Regions from separate parts of the Homo sapiens genome. Here region 2 is linked to region 1. Evidence: chromatin loops called from intact Hi-C (ENCODE). Cell type or tissue: heart right ventricle. All regions are shown on one strand. Links, peaks and the distances in the headings refer to the core of each region. The heading gives the core; the rest is flanking DNA. Region 1 overlaps MAD1L1 (mitotic arrest deficient 1 like 1). Region 2 overlaps MAD1L1 (mitotic arrest deficient 1 like 1).

What was found. Hi-C counts contacts between places; a loop is a spot of excess contacts. Peaks named below come from ENCODE experiments on the same cell type or tissue, not always from the same donor. Only the 100,000 strongest peaks of a DNase experiment are listed, where the experiment ranks them.
Region 2: it touches region 1 in a loop (3-fold over the local background); 7 of 110 quality-filtered maps call a loop at or near these places.

What each region holds. Positions count from the first base shown.
Region 1 is chr7:1,937,410-1,945,720 of GRCh38, forward strand. All of the region lies in intron 16 of MAD1L1 (mitotic arrest deficient 1 like 1), which reads right to left. Among named protein-coding and RNA genes, the nearest start is that of MIR4655, 97 kb to the left of the region's middle. RefSeq lists enhancers at 2,510-2,559, 2,556-3,141, 2,980-3,069, 3,190-3,239, 3,260-3,359. In heart right ventricle, for the core only: no CTCF peak of the experiment used is centred there; a DNase peak (open chromatin) is centred at 3,202; H3K27ac peaks cover 1,077 bases.
Region 2 is chr7:1,987,212-1,995,522 of GRCh38, forward strand. The region is part of intron 14 of MAD1L1 (mitotic arrest deficient 1 like 1); the gene reads right to left. Among named protein-coding and RNA genes, the nearest start is that of SNORA114, 98 kb to the right of the region's middle. In heart right ventricle, for the core only: no CTCF peak of the experiment used is centred there; a DNase peak (open chromatin) is centred at 3,318.

The DNA of each region.
Region 1 (8,311 bases), core at 84-8,083:
GCCTCGCAACCTGATGTTCCCACGAAACCCAGGGCCGGGATGTGTGTGGCATCCTTGAGGGAGGAGTGCGCCTGGAGGCCCAGCCTGCTGACCTGTGGTGGGTGACCGACCCCCAGCAACAAGCACCATGCAGCCCTGCAGCAGGGACAGCCCCCCACAGCAGGGGACAGCCGCCCACAGCAGGGAACAGCCGCCCACAGCAGGGGACAGCCGCCCCCAGCAGGGAGGTGCAGGGTCACTGCGCACCCGAGACCCCGACCTCACGCCACACACAAACATCAGCCGCCCACAGCAGGGAGGTGCAGGGTCACTGCGCACCCGAGACCCCGACCTCACGCCACACACAAACATCAGCCGCCCACAGCAGGGAGGTGCAGGGTCACTGCGCACCCGAGACCCCGACCTCACGCCACACACAAACATCAGCCGCCCACAGCAGGGAGGTGCAGGGTCACTGCGCACCCGAGACCCCGACCTCACGCCACACACAAACATCAGCCGCCCACAGCAGGGAGGTGCAGGGTCACTGCGCACCCGAGACCCCGACCTCACGCCACACACAAACATCAGCCGCCCACAGCAGGGAGGTGCAGGGTCACTGCGCACCCGAGACCCCGACCTCACGCCACACACAAACATCAGCCGCCCACGGCAGGGAGGTGCAGGGTCACTGCGCACCCGAGACCCCGACCTCACGCCACACACAAACATCAGCCGCCCACGGCAGGGAGGTGCAGGGTCACTGCGCACCCGAGACCCCGACCTCACGCCACACACAAACATCAGCCGCCCACGGCAGGGAGCTGCAGGGTTACTGCGCACCCGAGACCCCGACCTCACGCCACACACAAACAACAGCCGCCCACGGCAGGGAGGTGCAGGGTCACTGCACACCTGAGACCCCGACCTCACATCACACACAAACATCAATTCCACCACATTCTGTCTCCTGGGAGTAGACACAGGTTACTCAAACAGGGTTCAGGAAGTGCTGGCCGTAAAAGAAAAAAAAAAGAGTACAACTGACCTTATAGAAATTAAGAACTTCATCCACTGAAACAGTGGAAAGGCACCCACAGAGCAGGAGGTGCTGTTTGAAAATCACATTTCTGAGAAAGGGTTCAGATCCAGAACATACGAAGAAGTCAGAAATAACCAAGGGCATGTCAGAAATAACCAAGGGCATGTCAGAAATAACCAAGGGCATGTCAGACAACCCACTCTAAAAATCTGCAAAACATGTGAGCAGACACTTCCCAAAAAGACACCCAAAAAGCTGATAAACATATGAAAAGGTGCACACACATGGGCCAGGGCTGGGGCCAGAGGCGCGCACGCACACACACACACACACACACACGCACGCACACAGAGACCAGGACTGGGACCAGAGGCGCACACACACACACGGGCCAGGGCCGGGGCCAGAGGCACACACACACACACACACACACACACACACGGACACAGTCCAGGGCCGGGGCCAGAGGCGCGCACACACACACACACACACACACACATACAGGCCAGGACCGGGACCAGAGGCGCACACACACGGGCCAGGGCCGGGACCAGAGGCGCACACACACGCACACACACACACACACACACACATGGGCCAGGGCTGGGGCCAGAGGCACACACACACACACACGGGCCAGAGCCGGGACCAGAGGCGCGCACACACACACGGGCCAGGGCCAGAGGCGCGCACACACACACGGGCCAGGGCCGGGACCAGAGGCGCACACACACATACGGGCCAGGGCCAGGACCAGAGGCGCTCACACACACACACACACACACGGGCCAGGGCCAGAGGCACACACACACGGGCCAGGGCCGGGACCAGAGGCGCGCGCACACATGGGCCAGGGCCGGGGCCAGCGGTGCACGCACACACATACACACACACATACACACACACACAGGCCAGGGCTGGAGCCAGCGGCGCACACACACGCACACACACGGGCCAGGGCTCCCGCCAAGTGCTGAGATTCTGCAGCTTGTGGCTGTGAGCTGTGGGGCAGTGAGACTGGATGGGCACCCGGTCCCTCAGGCACAGACATGACCATGGTCATGACATGGGTCATGTCAGGCACAGACATGACCATGGTCATGACATGGGTCATGTCAGGCACAGACATGACCCAGCAAGCCAGGCCAGCACCACGCATAGCAATGGCCTCCTCCCCTTTGGCAATGAGTTCCTGCCACCCTTGGGGCTTCTGCCCACGCACTCTCCTATCTCCCAGAGGGGAACAGGGAAACACATCCTGTGTTCAGATCACCCCACGCTCTCAGGAGAGGCCGGTGTGGACACACCCCACGGGGTGAAGAGACCGGGCGCAGTAAGCCTCCAGCCTCCCAAGAGCTCAGGCTGCTGTGGGCCACTGCTCTCCAAGTCCCCGAAGGACGGCGAGGCCTGGCTTGGGCTGTACCCTGGGGACCTCACTTGGGCTGGAGCTCATCAGCCATGGGCAATCGTGGTCCCAGAGCCCAGAATGTGCCTCCAACAGGGAGAGAGGAGAGGATGGGGAAGAAGGGAAGAGACCTCACCCCTCCTGGTGCCACCCCGGACTCTAAGACATCCCCCTGACGTCACGTCACACAAGCTAACTGCTGGCCCTGCCACCCCCCTCATGGAAGAGGCCAGTGGAGATGGACATGCTGACCTGGACCAGGGACCTCCGGCCCCATGGCACGATGGCAGAGGCCGCCGCAGAGGGAAGCGGGGTTTGCAGACACGGCTCGCTTGGCCGCTCCCTCTGTGCTTCTCCTGGGAAGGAGGAGGGGAGGGGAAATCCACCCACTCAGGCCCAGGGGAGAGGGAGGCGGCAGCCCTGCCGCTGGGCCGGGGCAGGAGAGGATCCGCGCAGCTCTTCACAGGTTTTCTGAGAACCTTGTAAACCTCAGAGGATGAAGAGACATCTTGTAACTCTGGCTGAATCACAGACTCTTGGGGTTGAAAGGATTGCTACTTCATCCAGTTTTCACAGCCGGGGTTAAGATAACCCAGTATGCAGAATCCAGCCACCCACACGCACTCAGGAGACCCCTCTGACGGGCGGCACTGGCTTTCCGGGGCCTCTGTGGGCTGGACAGCATCTCAACCTCTTCACCATCCTACGGAGCCTCGAGGAGCCAGGGAGGATGTGGGCAGAGGGTGGGGCCGCCTCCTGCGGAGAGCAGCCAGTCACGGGGCTGTGCAGTCACCCTGCCCCCGTCCTAACCACGTAGCGCTGCAACTGCACCCAGAAAGCCGCAGGGCACACAAGGCCAGCATGGGCCCCGCTGACGGAGCTGCGGGCACGGAAACACGAATCTGAATTTCAGATAACCCGCGTGTGTCCCAAAATATTCTTCTTTTGATTTTCTTCAACCCTTCAAAAATGTACAACGGTTCTTAGTTGAGGGGCTGCACAGAAGGCGGGGCTGTAGTCAGCTGACCCCTGGCAAGAACCAGGCCGCACAGCGTGTACTCAGCCCTCCTCTGACCCAGAGCAGTGAGACCCTCCTCCCCCAGGCCTCACCCTCCTCTTCCTCCCCCCGCAGGCCTCACCCTCCTCTTCCTCTCCCAGGCCTCAGCCTCCTCTTCCTCCCCAGGCTTCAACACCGCGGACCTCCTGAAGGGACCTCCAGGTGGGAGGAGGTAGTGACCATCCTAGAGGCTGCCCAGCAAGGCCTCGCCTGGCCCCAGCATCCTCCTACTTAGCAGATAGGGGGACTTGCAGGAGGGGTCGGGGGTCAGCGGTGGTGCGCCCAGCGCTGGCGTTGGACCCAGCAGTGCCTGAGGACGTCAAGTTCCCCGGGGTGGATGTCCTGGCAACGTTCAACGTTCCACGGGCAGGAACGAGAGCCAGAGGCACAGCCCCAGCCCCCAGCCCCCAGCCAGGGTGCCCCACGACCGGCCCATCATCCTGGGATGAGGTTTCCCCCCTGATGGGGGGCTTGAGGTCCAGGAAACAATTCTGTATATTAGAGGATTTAAGGACCAAAAGCCCAAGCCAGTAGAGATGAAGGAAACCAAATCAAAACAGAGAAAAGATAAAACTGAGAAGTTCTTCTTAAACACCAATCCTGTCACCCTCTGGCCCCCAACAGTGCAGCGCCCTGCACTGCTGGCCCCGCTGGGGGCGAAGGCTTGGTGTGTGCAAAGCCACCGTGTCCGGGCTGGGACCAGCCCCCAGGCTTGTCCTCCTCAGCCGCTACGCATGCACCACCAGGTCCTGCTCTCCCGGAGCCACAGTGTGAGGCCAAGGTCGGCGCAGGTTCCCGTGGCCCGGCTTCCACCTGCAGCAGGAGGCCCTGGGTCACGGAGAGCATTCACTGGGCACCTGCGGCTGGGGCTGGAGCGACCTGCGATGGCACCGCTGACCAGGGCTGAGAACAAGCCTGGGCTCCATAACTGGTGGCGTGGAGAACCCACCTCCCAGGAGGGCGAGGGAAGTGGGAGGACAGGCGCTAGGGCTCTGTGCAGATGGCAACATTCCAGGCACCTAGTCGTCTTTCTGTAAGTTCAGGGGACTTTCCCTGCCTAACGCCTGGAGAAGGCAGAGCCCCTAGAGGCAGCACGGGAGGGGCAGACTGGGCACCACCCACCCGCTCACGTCCCCACCGTGATTCTGGGCCAGGCTCTTGACCTCCACGCGTTCGTTCCTGCCATCCTTCCTTTCTTCCCTTAGTCCATCCACCCGCACACCTGTCTGTCCATCTGACATGATTTCCAGGCCCTGGATGCCCTCAGCACAGCTGTGAATACAGGGGTGGAGCTGCCACTCATGGTGGGAGCAGCTGGCATCCCACAGAGGAGCCTCCTGGGCCAACACTCAGCAAGTGGAGGGGACATTCCCGGCCCCTCCAGAAGGAGGCCACGCCTGAGCCCCTGGGGGCCCAGGACCTCTGCTCCAGGTGAGACAGGACCGTGCCCCAAGGTGGCTGGGGGCGACAGCCAAACTTCCAGCCTGCTGCTGTGACCACAGCCTGGGCAGCGCAGAGTCAGGCACACCATTCCATGCCTCGGAGCCCGCGCGCCACACATTTCAGCAGGTGCTGGAAGTGCAGGGGTAATGGGAGCCCTGTGCTGAGGCCCGTCTCCAGGGCAGCCGAGTGTCGGGATGGGAGGACGGCCCTATGTCCTATACAAACAGCACCACTCCTGCACCCACCCCACCAAGAGGAGCCATTTCAAACACACAGGCAGCAAAACAGCATGGGAGGAAACTAGGCGGGATCTAGGTGATTAGGAAACATCCCATGTCTCGGATCAGAAGACCCGGCGCTGTCGGGACCAGAGACTCCCAGGGCTGATCTGCACATTCTGTACAATCCCAGGACTCAGCCGGCCTCCCTGAAGAACTGATAAGCTGATTCTGAAACTCACACGGAACTGCAGGGGCTCAGAAGAGCCACCACAGGCTTGCAAAGGGGGAACACGGGAGGAAGACTCAGTCTCCTGATTTCAAAACTTACTACAAAGCCACTGCAATCAGGATGGTGTGGTGTGGGCATGAGGACCGACGTACAGACCAACAACACAGTGGAGAGTCCAGGAACCAACCACACGTTCATGTTAAGTGATTCTGAGAAAGGTGTTAAGACCTTTCGATAGGGAAAAATAGTCTTTTCAACAAATGCTGCTGGGACAATGGGCTGGCGCATGCCAAAGAATGAAGCTGGGCCCCACCTCCCACCATAAACAAAAACTAAGTAACAATGGATCCAAGACCCACGCAAAGCCCAACCGTAAAACCTGTGGAAGAAAACAGAGGAGGAAACCCTCCTAACCTTGGATTTAACAAAGAATTCTTAGCCCAAAGCACAAAGAACAAAAGAAAATAACAGGTAATCAGACTTCATCCAAACTAAGAACTCTTGTGCTTCAAAGGACGCCAGTGACAGGCAAAAACAAGCCACAGAATGGGAGAAAATGTCTGCAAATCTATACCCGAAGAACTTACACCTCAACACATGAAGCACTGTCAGCAAACGACCCAGTGTCACAATAGGCAAGGCGTCTGCAGACAGACTCCTATGAGGACCCAGTGTCACAATGGGCAAGGCATCTGAAGACAGACTTCTATGAGTTCAATAGACACATGAAAAGCTGCTCGGCATCATCCGGCATCCAGAGACAGAAAGTGAAATCACAGCCAGGTATCACTTTGCGCCCCCAGGACGGCTGGGAAGTCACGCAACAACACGTTGGTGAGGATGGGGATAAACTGGAACCCTGGTGTGCGGCAGCCCTGGAGAACAGTCTGGCAGTTCCTCCAATGGTGAAACGGTTACCATGTGATCCAGCAGGCCCAGTCCCAGGCAGACCCCCGAGAGAACTGCACACACATCTACACAGACTCGTCCGTGAATGTTCAGGGCAGCTGTGTTCATAACAGCCCCAAAGCGGAAACCATCCAGATGTCCATCAGGCGATGACTGGATATGTAAGATGTGGCCGTGCAGACAGTGGGGTGTTTCAGCCACAAGAAGGAACACAAGGTCCACCAGTTGATGACTGGATATATAAGATGCGGCCGTGCACAGTGGGGTGTTTCAGCCACAAGAAGGAATACACCACCGACACCTATGACCACATGGGTGAACCTTGAACAAGGGAAGTGAGAAAAGCCAATCACAAAGGCCACAGGACTCCCTTCCCAGGAAATGCTGGTAATGGGCCACGGGACTCCCTCCCAGGAAATGCTCAGAACAGGCCACGGGACTCCCTTTCCAGGAAATGCTCACAACAGACAGACCCACAGAGGCACGCAGTAGCCGACTGGTGGCTGAGGGTTTGAGGGCACGGGAGACAGCAGGGTGATGGATAACTAGAGGGTTCGGGCTTCCTTGAGAGGGGATCAAAACGTTCTGCGAAGGGTGACGGTGGTTGCACTAGCCGTGGACATAAAAGTCGCTGAACTGCCCCCTTCAAAGGGACGAGGTACGTGGAATGTGCGTCGCATTTCAATAGAGCTGTTAGAAATGGCGGGCCGGGTGGGGAGTGAGAAACAGCAGGAAGCGTGGATGCAGCTGCCAGAGCCTGCGGGGCTGAAACCAGCCTCTTCCTTTGCATGTACCACGATTTCAACTTCAAGAGCAGCTCTCCACGGGGAGGACAAGGGCTGAGAGGGGCTGCCTGGAGGGAGCTCCAGGGTGAAGGAGAAACTCTGGGGCTCCGTAAGGAAATGTCCTTACTTGTATCCTGCTTGGGCTGGGAAATGTGAGGCTGAAGGGGATCCCTGCCCCCAAGACCCTCCTCCTCCACAGCCGGAAGAGCCTCTAGGGCACAGTGGCCTGACCATCACCCCCCACCCCGTCGGCCCTCTCCCACTCCTGCCAGCTGGGCCCAGACACCAAGTGCAGTGACCACAGTCTGCAGGACCAGGTGACGTCAGGGTGTGCCCACAGGGCCCTGCCTTGGTGGCTTCTTGGAGCCTGCAGGCCACCTCTGCAGCTGATGGGGACAAAGACCCCTGTGAGTCAGCAGCTGACAGGCAGGGGACCGGCTGGCCTGGCTTCTGTGGCTTGGCAGCCCCTGCAAGTGCACAGTGCAGTGGCCACCAAGGGAGCCGGAAGCAGAGGGAGACGGGTACGGGCAGCCCCTCACCTGGGCCGTCGGCCACTGGGAGAGACAGTGGACACCGAGACCCTCCCGCTAGATGGGGGCTGCGAAGGGCCAGGCCTCCGTCTCTCTCTGCAGAGCAGGGAAGCAGCACGGTGCCTCGGCGCCCGCTCAGCAGGGGCCCAGCAGAGGCCGGCTGCCAAGGGTGACTGCTGTTGCCAGCGGGACACCCCGATCAGCCTAAACACTCATCTCAGTAGGCGTCCTCCACGCCAGAAGTCCAGCTCCGCGGTGACAGGGACTCCTGTCCACCACCACAGCCCCAGCACCGAGGACTATCCCGGCACAGGCTCCATGTGGAAGATGTGTTTGCTGAATGAATGCATGATGATGATGAACACTTACTACACTCGGATGTGCTCCTGGGGCTTAAACCAGGTGGCTAGAGTGGTTAGAGTAACGCAGGAAGTAAGAGCAAGTAGGTCCCACGAAAGGGCTTGGAACCCTTCTCCAAGTCGTGGAGAGTCCCACTCTCACTTCCTGGGTCACAGCCGCAACCCAGGAGAAGCAGAGGGTGTGGGAGAGGTGCTGCTGCTGCTGGGCCCACCCTGGAGATGAAGGGAAGGAGGGTGAGGGCAGCGGCCATCTGCAGACGCCATGGGGTGCCGGGCCCGGCCAGTGCTCTGTGAGCCCTCTTTCATGTATTCTGCTGCTTTCTGGAGGAGAACGGTCATGCAGCACTCACGC
Region 2 (8,311 bases), core at 136-8,135, 50 kb after region 1:
ATGGTGACTGGGCACGTGACTCTCCTCCCCACTGGATGGGACGTTCCCTGGAGGAGACGTGGTAACCATGTAGGGCCCCATTGCCAGCACAGAACCTGGCACACAGTCGGTGCTTGGACGGGCACACGGGTGGGCAGATGGTGGGCACAGACGCGGCAATGGCCACTTCCCAGGCACGTCCAGCGTGTGTGCGGCCGAGCTCGGAACGGGGAGGTACTGGGGCGGGTCTAAGTATCCCGGATGAAGCGAAGAGAGCCGCCCATGCTGAGCACACAAGCCCCGGAGTCTGCTCTGCTGTCCGCCAATTTGAGAAGCCGTGTAGACATATCAGTATTTAAGGGAAGGAAAGCCATCGGGGAGGGGGGGAGAGGCAGGTGGGGGAAGAGCAAATGCGAGGATGGTCCCGGGGTGCTCTCGGCACCAACTGCAGTGCCCTCGCCCAGCCGCCGGGCCCGCACGGCAGGGCCACGGCCGCCCGGCAGCCCCGGCTCCACGTCTTTTCTCCTGCGGGCTCGGCAGCCGAGAGTGGAGGGTGCAGAGGGCTCCTTGTGAGGACCTGTGGGACTCGCTGGCAGGGCACAGGCCCGGGGCAGCAGCGTTCTCAGAGGTAACTCACAGGCACCTGTGCCTCCAGCCCTCACCGTGACGACGGGGATACCACCACCTGTCCCTGGGTGGGAAACCCGGGCTCCCAGGCACGGGACCATGTCTGAAGCTCCGATCTCTGGGGCAGCCTACAGCCTAGGGAGGAGGCTGAGCTGGCAGGAAGTCAGGCAGGCCCCTAGGAGGCATCCTCACCGAGGACCTGTAGAACACCTACTCACACCCGGGGCAGGCCCATGAGAGGCGAGGAGCGGCAGGAGGCCCGTGAGGGAGGGGAGACCCAGAAGAAAAGGAGTAGCAGGTAGATGGAGCAGCGTGCGGAAGCACGGGTGGGAAGGTGGGATCCAGGAAGAGGGCGCTGGGGACAAGGAGAGGGCCCTGCTGAACGCTTCCTGACATGGCGGAGGGCCCATTCATTATTCATCCAATGGTCACAGAGCAAGACTCACCTCCCACACCTCCCAGGGGCAACTCTGCCGCTGCATCAGGCAGCGCACACAGCAGCCCGGCCGTCCCCCGTTCAGGTGGCACACAGCAGCCCAGCCATCCCCACCACAGGGACCTGAGGCCCAGGCACTTTGTGGAGCGCCCAGCCTACAAGACTTCAGCGCAGACAGATCAGGGCCCCACCAATGCAGTGACAGGGCAGGGAAGCCCTCCAAAGCCAGGCCTGGGGACAAGACACTGCTCTGGGCCTGGCCCAGGCACAGAGCACTCAGTACCTAAAACTTCGTTTTCTGTGTTTACTCCCTCATGCCTGTGTCACGGTGGCTGTGAAGCAGCAGCACAGTCCCTGACGGACTCTCTGGAGGACCCGGCCGCGCTCCAGGGTGGCCCAGGCGCACAGCGTGGCTGGGGAGGGCAGCGCCACAGGCAGACTTCTTGGGAAGGGCCGTGATCCCACGGCAAAAGCCTGGAGGACAGGATTCCCGGCGGCCAGGGCTGCCTTCCAGGGGCCCTGCGTGTGCTCCGGGCAGTCCTAGCACTGAGCCTATCCTGTGGAAATCATTCTCTCTGGCCAAACCCTGTGCCCGCACCAGGCTGCAGGAGGCAGGGCCACGTGTGCCTGGCCCCTCCATGCCCCTTCCCAAGGCCCACAGATGGCCATCTCCTCCCTGACAAGGCCCTGATGCCCAGCAAGACTGAGAGCCCTTCCTGGGCTGCCTCACAGGAGCCCCTTATATCACATACCTGAGAAGGGTCTAGTGTCTAGAACACATGAAGACTTACCACTAACCAACAAAACAACCCATTTACAAAGTGGGCAATGGATGGGGCAGACACTTCTCCAGAGAAGACAGATGCGTGGCTGATAAGCACAGGGTGAAGTTCAGGACCACTGGCCTCAGGGTAACGCAAACAAAGCCACGGGAGCCACTCCACACCCGCCAGGACGGCTCTAACGAAACGTGGAAAATTTCACACCCGCCAGGACGGCTCTAACGAAACGTGGAAAATGGCGGCACCACTGTCACTTCTCTCACGCCCAGGAGCGTTCATTTGTGTCCTCTTAGTTACGATTAGTCTGGCTAGAGGTTTATCAATTTTATCTCACAGAAACAGATTTTGGTCTCATTTACGGAACTCAACTGTATGTTTGACTGAGATGAAGCAACCTGTTGATCTCCGGTGGGGCCGACAGGGAGAGGGGAGCAGAAAGCCAGGCACGGGCTGGGAGCCCTCGGCGGCGGGAGCCGCCTCACCCTGGAAGACGGAGCTCGCACAGCAGCATGTGCGCTGCCCAGACCCAAACTGGAACAGGTGTGGGGACCCTGGGAGAGCAGCCTGAGCGCGAGCACAGACGTCCCGGCAGCGCTCCAGCCTCAGCGTGGACCAGCCCCAGCGTGGACCAGCCCCAGCGTGGACCAGCCTCAGCGTGGACCAGCCTCAGCATGGATCAGCCTCAGCACAGGTTGGCTTCAGCATGGATCAGCCCCAGCGTGGCCCGGCTTCGGCATGGCCCAGCCTCAGTGTAGGCCGGCTGGCCCCATGTTCCTCTGCCTACAAGGTCCCTCCCTCCTGGAGTACAGGCCTGGCCTACCAGATCCACTCATAGCCCCAACCTTCATGAAACATTCATGCTAATGGTCCTTGTGGCAAACTCACTAGCGCAGCATAACCTTTAAATAGAGACCTTGCATTCGGTTTAATTTGGGAAGATGCAGGGTGTGCTCCCAGGGGCCTTCCCTAATGCCACAAACTAATAACAAGAGGAGGAGCTGGGTAACTCCCCCCACCGCAATTCTAATTAACGAGGCTGCCGCTGAGTGCCAGAGTGAGGGCGTCCACATGCGCGTGCACCCGCCGCCTCATCGCCAACTCACGTGGCATCGCTGAGTCTCAGCTGCAACCTGTGCCCGGGAGGTGGTGAGGCTGAGGCCCAGAGCCTCACAGAACCCTGGCTGCAAGGTGAGGGCTCACATCCCAGGGCTCCCTGGGGCTGACTGGGGCAGAGGCTCCAGGTCTCCAAGAGATGAGAGGGTGCTGAGGTCACAGCTGGGCATCCTGGCCAGAGGCCACCTTTCCGCTCAACTCTGCACCCTCTGGCACCAGGAAGGCTTCTGGAGTGGCTGTGGCTTCCTAAGGAGGCCTCGGGGGGATCTTAGGTGGAGTCCACTCTCCAGCTTCCTTTCCAGCCTGGAGGAGACACAGGCGCTGTGGGCCATGGACAGCCCCCTTGGCTCACCCAGACATTTCCTCGTGAGCACAGATGTGCGCCTGAGCTGGGAAATGCTTTCTCCTCAGAAAAAAACAGCCCAGCCGGAGGGCATGTCCCGGCCGAATGTTCGCCTGATGCACCGCCCCTGGGATGAGGCCGCTGCAGAACCAGAGCAGCTGTGCTTGGAGGAACCGGGGCCTCACCACCAGGGCTGCAGCGTGCCCAGGGCCGCCACTGCTGGCCTCACGAGCACCGCTGGGTGCCTGAGCACCTGCCCCACCAGAGCGCCACTGCTGGCCTCACGAGCACCGCTGGGTGCCTGAGCACCTGCCCCACCAGAGCGCCACTGCTGGCCTCACGAGCACCGCTGGGTGCCTGAGCACCTGCCCCACCAGAGCGCCACTGCTGGCCTCACGAGCACCGCTGGGTGCCTGAGCACCTGCCCCACCAGAGCGCCACTGCTGGCCTCACGAGCACCGCTGGGTGCCTGAGCACCTGCCCCACCAGAGCGCCACTGCTGGCCTCACGAGCACCGCTGGGTGCCTGAGCACCTGCCCCACCAGAGCGCCACTGCTGGCCTCACGAGCACCGCTGGGTGCCTGAGCACCTGCCCCACCAGAGCGCCACTGCTGGCCTCACGAGCACCGCTGGGTGCCTGAGCACCTGCCCCACCAGAGCGCCACTGCTGGCCTCACGAGCACCGCTGGGTGCCTGAGCACCTGCCCCACCAGAGCGCCACTGCTGGCCTCACGAGCACCGCTGGGTGCCTGAGCACCTGCCCCACCAGAGCGCCACTGCTGGCCTCACGAGCACCGCTGGGTGCCTGAGCACCCGCCCCACCAGAGCGCCACTGCTGGCCTCACGAGCACCGCTGGGTGCCTGAGCACCCGCCCCACCAGAGCGCCACTGCTGGCCTCACGAGCGCCGCTGGGTGCCTGAGCACCCGCCCCACCAGAGCGCCACTGCTGGCCTCACGAGCGCCGCTGGGTGCCTGAGCACCCGCCCCACCAGAGCGCCACTGCTGGCCTCACGAGCGCCGCTGGGTGCCTGAGCACCTGCCCCACCAGAGCGCCACTGCTGGCCTCACGAGCGCCGCTGGGTGCCTGAGCACCTGCCCCACCAGAGCGCCACTGCTGGCCTCACGAGCGCCGCTGGGTGCCTGAGCACCTGCCCCACCAGAGCGCCACTGCTGGCCTCACGAGCGCCGCTGGGTGCCTGAGCACCTGCCCCACCAGAGCGCCACTGCTGGCCTCACGAGCGCCGCTGGGTGCCTGAGCACCTGCCCCACCAGAGCGCCACTGCTGGCCTCACGAGCGCCGCTGGGTGCCTGAGCACCTGCCCCACCAGAGCGCCACTGCTGGCCTCACGAGCGCCGCTGGGTGCCTGAGCACCTGCCCCACCAGAGCGCCACTGCTGGCCTCACGAGCGCCGCTGGGTGCCTGAGCACCTGCCCCACCAGAGCGCCACTGCTGGCCTCACGAGCGCCGCTGGGTGCCTGAGCACCTGCCCCACCAGAGCGCCACTGCTGGCCTCACGAGCGCCGCTGGGTGCCTGAGCACCTGCCCCACCAGAGCGCCACTGCTGGCCTCACGAGCGCCGCTGGGTGCCTGAGCACCTGCCCCACCAGAGCGCCACTGCTGGCCTCACGAGCACCGCTGGGTGCCTGAGCACCTGCCCCACCAGAGCGCCACTGCTGGCCTCATGAGCACCGCTGGGTGCCTGAGCACCTGCCCCACCAGAGCGCCACTGCTCTGACTTCCACGCTGGATACCCAGCCCCATTTACACTCACGGAGGAGCGTTGGGAAGCCAGATGGGTGGTGTCTCTCTATGTGGCTTCCAAGGGCTCCAGAACCTTCACTGGGATCAATGAGGCTGCCTCCTCAATAGGAGCAGTTGTTAACGCTGGGGAAGGGGAACAGGTGTCAGAAACCTTTTGAAGATGGCAACTGCTCTCTGGAGAAAAACGTGTGCAAGTAACGGAAATGTGTATGCAGCCTCAAGCGCTTTGTGGAGAACTGAGCACCTGCCCTGGGATGCTGGATAAAGAGCCCCTGCTTAGAAACAAGCCTGAATTTGAAAGTTCTCCCTACAGAAAGGGCCTCCCTCCCTCCTATCAGCTCCAATCCTACATCTGCCTTTTTAGGACATCTGAGGCCACCTCCTGTCCCTGTGAAGCCTCTCACTGTGGAAGTTAACTCTGCTGGGGGAGCTTGGGGAAGGCTGTCTGCCAGGGCTGCTGGCTGAATCACAGGCAAAAACAAGCCCCCAGGCGGCCCAGTCCAAGGGAAAGTCCCAGTGTCTCCAGGACAGGTGGATGTGAGGATGGCATGGGCTCTACGTCAGGGAGGCAGGCGGCAGGGGCAGGGGCAGGGGCAGGTGACACCATTGTGGGCCTGGGGCCAGAACGGGATCAGCTTATGGAAGATACACGTAGCTGAGAAAAAGCTTAAGCCAGAAAGGGCCACTGCAGAGACACGACAAGTTTAAATCACAGGAAAATGCTTCGTACTTAGGATGAGGGTACTATATTTCCCCTATACAGAATTACTCCCATAATTTTTCAAGATAAATGAACCGATTTCCTTTCTCGTGGTTATTATAGACTCGATCTAAGTTTCGTGGAGTGGAATGCACGGGGGACTTCACTGCTCTGAGTCTGAAGTGCCCACCTTCTCCTCATCCCCGCCCCCAACGCCCAAAAGATGCCCCCATGGGTCATATGGCAAGTGTGCAGACAGCAGTGACATGCAGGTGACTGAGATTCTAAACCACCCAGGAATAACCCTAGTAAGCAGTGGGCAGGACCCACAGTGCAGGGAGGGCACAGGGCTTCTGGGGGAGCCACAATGCAACCAGCTTGCCTTCCCATGTCAGTCCGCAGACCAAGGCAATGCAAGAGGACTGGCAGGAACCTTGGCAAGCTCCCTCTAAAGTTTACCGGAAAAAACATTGGAGAATATCTAAGATCATTCTGAAAGAGAAAATAACACAAAGGTCACGACGTATCAGACACACTCTGAGGCTCTGCTAGCTCACACACTGTGGCACTGGCCCAGATAGAAAACAAGCTTACGCCTTCCCTCTGCACTGAGATTTTCTTCTGTTTTTTGGAGGAGAAGCAGGGATCCAAATCCTCTACAACCAAGGCTCAGACATTATGCCTGAGAAATCTATTTTCTGGGCGAAGAAACCATCTTCTCAGCTACTTTTTCTAAAATGCAGATGATCCTTACAAGGTAACGACATTAAATCACCAGCATCTTCTCATAAGATCTTTGCAAACTGGTAAAAACTGAAAAGGCTGGGTCCTCACACTGGGAAAGGGGACAGAGGGAAGATGAAGCATCCTCCTCCCACCTGTCCCCACTCAGCACTCGGCAGATGCTTTAAACTCCCCAGCTGAATGCCTGGCCCTGGGCTAACGCTGGAGCCCCAGAAAGCCCTGGGTCCTGTCCTGGTGGATTTCACAGACAGCCTGATATGAGGAAGCCCCTGCAACTGCCCTGGCCACAGGGTCTGGGGTCAGCCTGCCTGGGTGTGAACCCTGGAGCACTCTCCACCACTGCCGGTGCCAACACGGGCAGGTCACTAATCCTGGCTGCCCCTGTTCCTCGTCTGAGTATCTGGGGCCACAACCAGCTTGTGGGTTTGCTGCCAGGATCACAGGGGGATAATCTGTGTAAACAACAAGTGTGTACTCATGACATGGTGAGCAACAGCACACACTGGCTTTGCACGTGCCACCGCCACACCCAGGGCAGCACAGGGACGATGGTGGCGGTGATGGTGAAGGTGCAGGCCCCGTGAAGGCAGGGAGGGAAGAGCGTGTCTGCGATGCAGGGGCAGCAGCACGGGTCCAGCTCAATTCCCAGGGGGCCTGAGGCTCCGCTGAACTGAAAAGACATCCTCAGAGGGGGAGCAGCACAGGGATTGCTTGGAAGGGCGTGAGAAGATGTGCTCAGAGGGTGGGGACATCACCGTAGGCAGGGCAGGCCCATCGGGCACTGAGGGACCAGGCAGAGACCCCCCAGTAGGAGGACTGGGCAGGGCAGTGAGCGCCCACCGGGTCTCACACAGCAGGAAGGAGGTGGGCCCATGCCATGGACTGTGTGCTCCCGCTCTCATGCTGAAATCCTAGGAGGGAGCCCGGGGAGGTGAGGAGGCCACCGGGCGGAGCCTCGGGGGGGGGATTAGCACCCTCATAAAAGGGACCCCAGAGCTCCCTCGCCCCTCCCACCGTGTGAGGACACAGTGAGAGGGCGCCATCTGGAACCAGGAAGCCTCAGCAAACACCAGACCGGCCAGTTCCTGATCCTGGACTTCCAGCCTGCAGAACCGTGAGCAACAAATGTCTGCAAGGGTTTTGTTTTATTTTATTTTTTTAAACAGAGACGAGGTCTCACTCTGTTGCCCAGGCCAGTCTCGAACTCCTGGGCTCAAGATTTCCACCCACCCCAGCTTCCCAAAGTGCTGGGATTACAGGCGTAAGCCACCACGCCCGGCCAACATCTGCTACTTTAAGCAGCCCAGTCTGCGGTGTTCCTGTTAGGGCAGCTGAATAGACAGATGCGCAGCCACAGGGTCTCTGTTCCCTCAGACAACAGCCTAGAAGAGGCACTCAACAAATGCTTGCTGAATTAGACAACTTCCCTCCAATGCAAGAGGCATTTAAAGCAAAGGTTGCTCCATGTGACACCTGCTGTGGCCAGCACGATTCCTTCCACTCTGTGGAGAAGCCTCGGGGGGCACCTCGGGGCACGCACTGAGGATGAGGCTGGACGCAGGGAAACCTGAGCTGGTGAACGGGCAGCGAGCCTGGAACCAGCCCCGGGGCTGCTGAGGAAGATCAGGCCCCTGTTCTCACCCAGAATCACTTCCCAGAACAGCCTGGATCTTCCCAGCACACGAACTCACTTAGCTTTGTGAGACTCCAGGGAGGCTCCCCGCTTCCTCTCTCCACCCTGAGGACCAGGCAGTGAAGCACCTGCCTGTGGCCACACAGCAAGAGAGGTGACAGGTGTGGCTGAGGGAAGGGACCAGTTGTGTG